Regions from separate parts of the Homo sapiens genome. Here region 2 is linked to region 1. A link is a loop called in an ENCODE intact Hi-C map of the cell type or tissue named here. Cell type or tissue: CD4-positive, alpha-beta T cell. All regions are shown on one strand.

Region 1 (2,500 bases):
TAAGCTAAAAAAATTAAAAATAGAGAAGTGTGTTTAAGTTTCCTGACAAGCAGTTTCAGAGTTCATCTGGATGTGTTCTGTCAAAATATGCATAAATTTCCTAGATATTGAAAACAACAGCCCAGCTCATCAGTGCCTATATACTGCAGCCTTTTTCTTTCTTCAGAAACACAGATAATTTTATGCAGGAATTTACCAATCTACAAAAATTTACACAATGCTCAGCAATAACCAGTAATTATTGTGGGATAATGTAAGGTGCTTTTGAGGAATATAACTTTGATAGGATAGGGCTTACAAGCTTTACCAATTTATCTTTAGCTGTCCTGTCATTGGTGCTTAAAAGGTTAAGACTTTATTTGTGAAAACATAGAGAGATAGTGGGGAATCATGTTGTCTACAGCTTCATAAATCTTGCTTAAGATCCTTTTCAATTACCATCCATTTCTCCTTTAAAAAGGGACAAAAAAAATAGAGGAGTGGAAGCAGGTCAGGGCAGTGTGCGACAATGACAGTGTGATGGGCTTGGGCCCCCCGTGGCGTTTCCATCTGCTATCATTAAGGTGACTACTCAGACATGAACAAATCCCTCTTGCTGTGCTGACAGGCAGACTTCAAGAACTATGACAAGGCATTAAGACAGAAAGTCACAGACAGAGATAGAGAGAGAGAAGGAGATGTCATATTCCACCAACAATACTGCCTTGCAAAAACACCTCTAAAATTTTATTGGAATTCAAAATAAAAAATGTTTCATGAAGGGTGCTACTTGACTTCTCAAATCCGCTTTCAAATTAGCTCTCCCCTGGAAAGATTGAGGACAGAAAACAAACCCCTTGCTCCTACCTGTATGCTCTACCATAAGAGACCCAAATTTTTTGCTCATTCTTCAGCGAAAGTGGATTCTTAATTTCTTGGCCATTCTCATCAAAAAGCCGCATTGAAGAATAATTGAGGCCTGGTGGGTTGATGGAAGAACCTTGAAGCCTTTGATGAATCTTGAGAAGTAACTGGTTGGGGGTTAGAGGGGCAGAGGGGATAGAGGAGAATAAATAACCTAAAATGGGAACATCTGTAATAAACTGTCTCTACTCTGTAACAAATGAAGTCCAAACAAATGATAATTAAATTCATATAGAATGTTAAAAGAAGTGTGAAATGACGGCAATGTTTAGCTCAGTGTAAAGTAACAAAATGAGCATGGGCTTTTAACCAGCAGGGGGGGCCACAGGCTTGTGATTGAGCTCTGACCCTTTGGCACGGGGACTGAAAGCAGATGTGACAGTCTTACAGAAAGAGCATTTAGCTTCTACACATGGTAACGGTCCTCTTTGATAAGGGTTACGCTTTTCTTGTCTGAGCTACACATTTTGTTAGGGGCCTTCCAGACCACGTTCAAGTTTCACAATCACCAATCTCCCTGTCCCCAGCAAATCTCAGGTAACCAGTAGTAGGACAACTGCCAAAATTAAAATGACTTTTAGCCTAAGTTGGTTCACTTACAAAGATCTCTCCCTAGAAGCATTTTAATTATGAACCCTGAAATAGCTTGTGGACATCTTCAATAATGAATGTTTTTAAGTTGTAAGAAAGACATCATGGAAGTGTGAAGTATGAAAAGCTGTCATTTAATATTTAAGATAATAGCATTATCAGTGTTTGCTTCTATCTTGCATTTAGAGTCTCTAAATTATCAAGATATTTCTAATTTAGGGCATATTTCAAATATAAAGTAAATCTAACAGAACTGTGCTGCATATGGTATTTGAAAAGACATTTTTCATTATCCTCTGTCACCTTTGTTTAAGTGTTTCAGCCTTTGCTCTTCCTTGCTCTGCACTCCACCCTATCCATCACTCTTCCCCCAGCCTTCTGTCACGGGGTTCCTTTTCATCTCTCCCTTGTCAGTTCTTGTGTCTCTCGGTTTCTTGTTATCCTGTAATCCCTGCAGGGATGTAGATATAGCTGTGGTCTTTTCTGGCCTAACTGCAGTTCAGGGTCCTTTCTTTTCTTTTCTTTTTTGCTCCTCTATTAATCCCCATTGAGGGTATATTGAGAAGTGCTAAATGCTGAGGCTTAGAGGAAAGAAGGGAAAGTCACAGGTCTTCCATGCATCTCAGGTGTCTCACGATTGGCTGTAAACTCTTGACTGAGCAAATATTTCTTTTGACCAGAAACTGCATGTATAGGATCTAAGTATTAGGCTTTGTCCTACTTAGAGATACGTAATAGTATCTCCAACTTAGTGTTTTCATTAGCTGAAGATTTTTAGTCTTGAGCATTGGAAAGGCATTAATACTTCCCATCCAGCATAGCCAATTCCTTTGAATTAAAAATGATCATTACTCTCCTCTTTAGGTGTATAAGAGGCAAAGGTGTTAGAATAGTAAAAATCTATATTGCCTTGGTTATTTTTCCATGGAAATGGCAAACATATTTTGAAATCTATAGATTGTATTTCTAAAGCCCTACATTTATTTTTGTGTGGTTTCAGCTCTTG
Region 2 (2,500 bases), 1.2 Mb after region 1:
TGACTTAGTTCTAAGAATTAAATCATAGCATCTGTGGTTAAAAAGAGAAAGCTTGAAAACCACTGCATTAAGCAAAAAGGCCAGAAAATACCATGAAAATAGGAGTGTGGAGCTTTTTTGTTCCTTGAATAAATGTCTTCCTGGTAGGAAGCACAGGATTCCTGAGGAAATGACATTTCTTCTCCATTGAGCAGACAGTGAAAGATCGATGTGACCAATGAAGATGGTGAGCAAGTGGGTAGGGCAGGCGGTTGATCTTTGCAGGAGCAGGTATCTGCAATTTGTCCTCATAGGGCAGATGACAACAGAGAGTGTGACGCTTGTGTGGAGACAATCAGGCTGTCCAATAAGAGAGACAGAGATGCAGCAAGGTGAGACTGAGTCCCCTGAAGTGGGAGGGAATGGCATCAAAGGAAGCAAATGCAGAAAGAAATAGGAGCTGCTCAGATGCCGGGATGTTCATCAACAGGACAAAAGGCTGAAAAGTGGCCCAGAAGGACTCTTCCTTCCTCTTCCAGAAAGAGAGCAGAAAAAATAAGAAAGACGCTTTGTCAAGATAGCAAAGCCATATGAACATAATCACTGGACACCAAGCAAATGACAGGAGACTCTATGATGCTCCAGCAACTCAAAAGAAGAGGACAAAGGAGAAAGAGAAGAGAACAGAGTGAGACTGAGGTTTATACAGTAACCAAGCCATCTCCTTCTAAGAAACACTTTCCAGCTCCCTCTATGTGGGCAGGTGGACACATAGAGGCACACTTGTATATGTGGTTTTCTAATTGGTTTCATTTTAGTCCATAGTAAAAGAGGTTAATTGTGCATCCATATTGTGAAAACATTCTCTATAAATGTCCTAATTAGGAACCCTAACTCGCTTTCCATTATTTCAAAACTGTCCAAATCTGGGTAGACCTAAAGACCATCTGGAACCTGGACTTATGCCCGGGCAGCAATGGATTGCCCTTCATTAGACCTCTCCATGCCCCATCTATTTGGGAGAAAGAAAGGGCGATGGAGAGTTACATGGTGAATACACTAGAAAATAGCATTCCCTGCTCAGACATTTGGTTTTATGATTTTATCTTCCTTGCAATTGACCATGTTCATAAAACTTCAAAGGAGATTTTTCCAGTGCTTTGGCTGTTTAACTGAGACATGCACTTACTTAAGTGTGCATCTGATGTCTGAATATATATGCAGAATACTTGTCCAGGAAACAACAGAAAGTACTGCTATTCTTTACTGTGTCTTTATTAAACTATTTTAGTTTGAAGGGAAAGCTTTTAAAAAATCAAGACTAACTTGAAAATCCAGAGGGAGGAATTGCCAATAAAGTAAAGCCACTCACACTGATTTATCACTGTATTTCTGCAACCATTGCTTGCTTCACTAGCTTGTCAGTGCAGTGGGTGTTGGGGAGCAGTCATCTGGATCTCACGTTGCACATAAAATCTGATATGGATATTAAAAGTCAATCATAAAGCTCCCCCAAGTGGATACTTTTTTAAACTACATGAAGAAACTCGCCAGAATCTCTATGATTGCAATCAAGATGGAGGCCTCAAATATGCTTTTGACGGACAGCAGTGGCCTGGCTTATCCATCTTTTTGTACATAATTTAATAAGATCAGCATCTTGGGAAAAGAATTCTATAAATGTTAAAATGGAATCTACAAAAACACTCTCCTGGCTTCCTTGGGAACGTAATGGGGCCTAGAAGCTGCCTGTGGCTATGCTAGATCTTACATGGCCTAAAAGGATCCAGGGATATAGTGATTTACAGCTGCTCAGGGGGGTAAAAACCCCCTGGAAAAGCTCCCTGGTCCATTTAATTGTGTTCTTTATTCCACTATCTGGGCTGATTATACTGAATTACTAGGCACCCCTGTTAAGCCTGTCACTTAAATTCTAGAACAAATTAAGTTTGTTGAAGGCTTTGCTCTTTCTCTCTATTAAAATATTCATATCTACTCTAACAACCTGATAAAAACTGGCTAAAAGCTTCGCTGCTATCCCCAACAGGGAGTGCCATTTTTAATGAACCCACAAGCATCATAAATAAAAAATAACTGTTCTTAATAAAGAATTGATAGATCAGCTCTGGCCCCAGATAGGTATCAAGGGGGAAGCTACACACAGCCTTGGGAGAATGTGTTCAGCAAATGAGTCTCCCAGAACCTAAAAGCCCCCAGCCAACCATCAAACTCCAAACAAAGGCTGAATCAATGAACTTCCTGAAGAAGTTTCCATAAAATAGCTGAGCCTACTGGGTCTTCATGGGGGTAGATGGCAAAGGGTAGCAGGGAGGGCCTTCCAGAGGTGTATGAGAAAGCAAGGGAAGGAGGAAAGGCTATGGCAGGGGGTTGGGGTGGGGGATAAAAGTCATAAAGAATATTCCTTGAGCATTTACTATGTGCCAAGCATTATCCTCCCAATAATCCTACAAAATGGATAGCATTATCCCCCATAAATGAAGGTAAATGGAGTTGCTGTAAG

The links. Peaks named below come from ENCODE experiments on the same cell type or tissue, not always from the same donor. Only the 100,000 strongest peaks of a DNase experiment are listed, where the experiment ranks them.
Region 2: it touches region 1 in a loop (14-fold over the local background); 7 of 110 quality-filtered maps call a loop at or near these places.

Annotation. Positions count from the first base shown.
Region 1 is chr11:31,105,951-31,108,450 of GRCh38, forward strand. It overlaps DCDC1 (doublecortin domain containing 1), which reads right to left. Exons shown (of 39, transcript NM_001387274.1): 13 at 847-1,010. Among named protein-coding and RNA genes, the nearest start is that of DCDC1, 260 kb to the right of the region's middle. RefSeq lists a silencer at 1,140-1,319. In CD4-positive, alpha-beta T cell, no CTCF peak of the experiment used is centred here; a DNase peak (open chromatin) is centred at 1,241.
Region 2 is chr11:32,296,286-32,298,785 of GRCh38, forward strand. No RefSeq gene overlaps it. Among named protein-coding and RNA genes, the nearest start is that of WT1-AS, 140 kb to the right of the region's middle. In CD4-positive, alpha-beta T cell, a CTCF peak has its summit at 1,554; no DNase peak of the experiment used is centred here.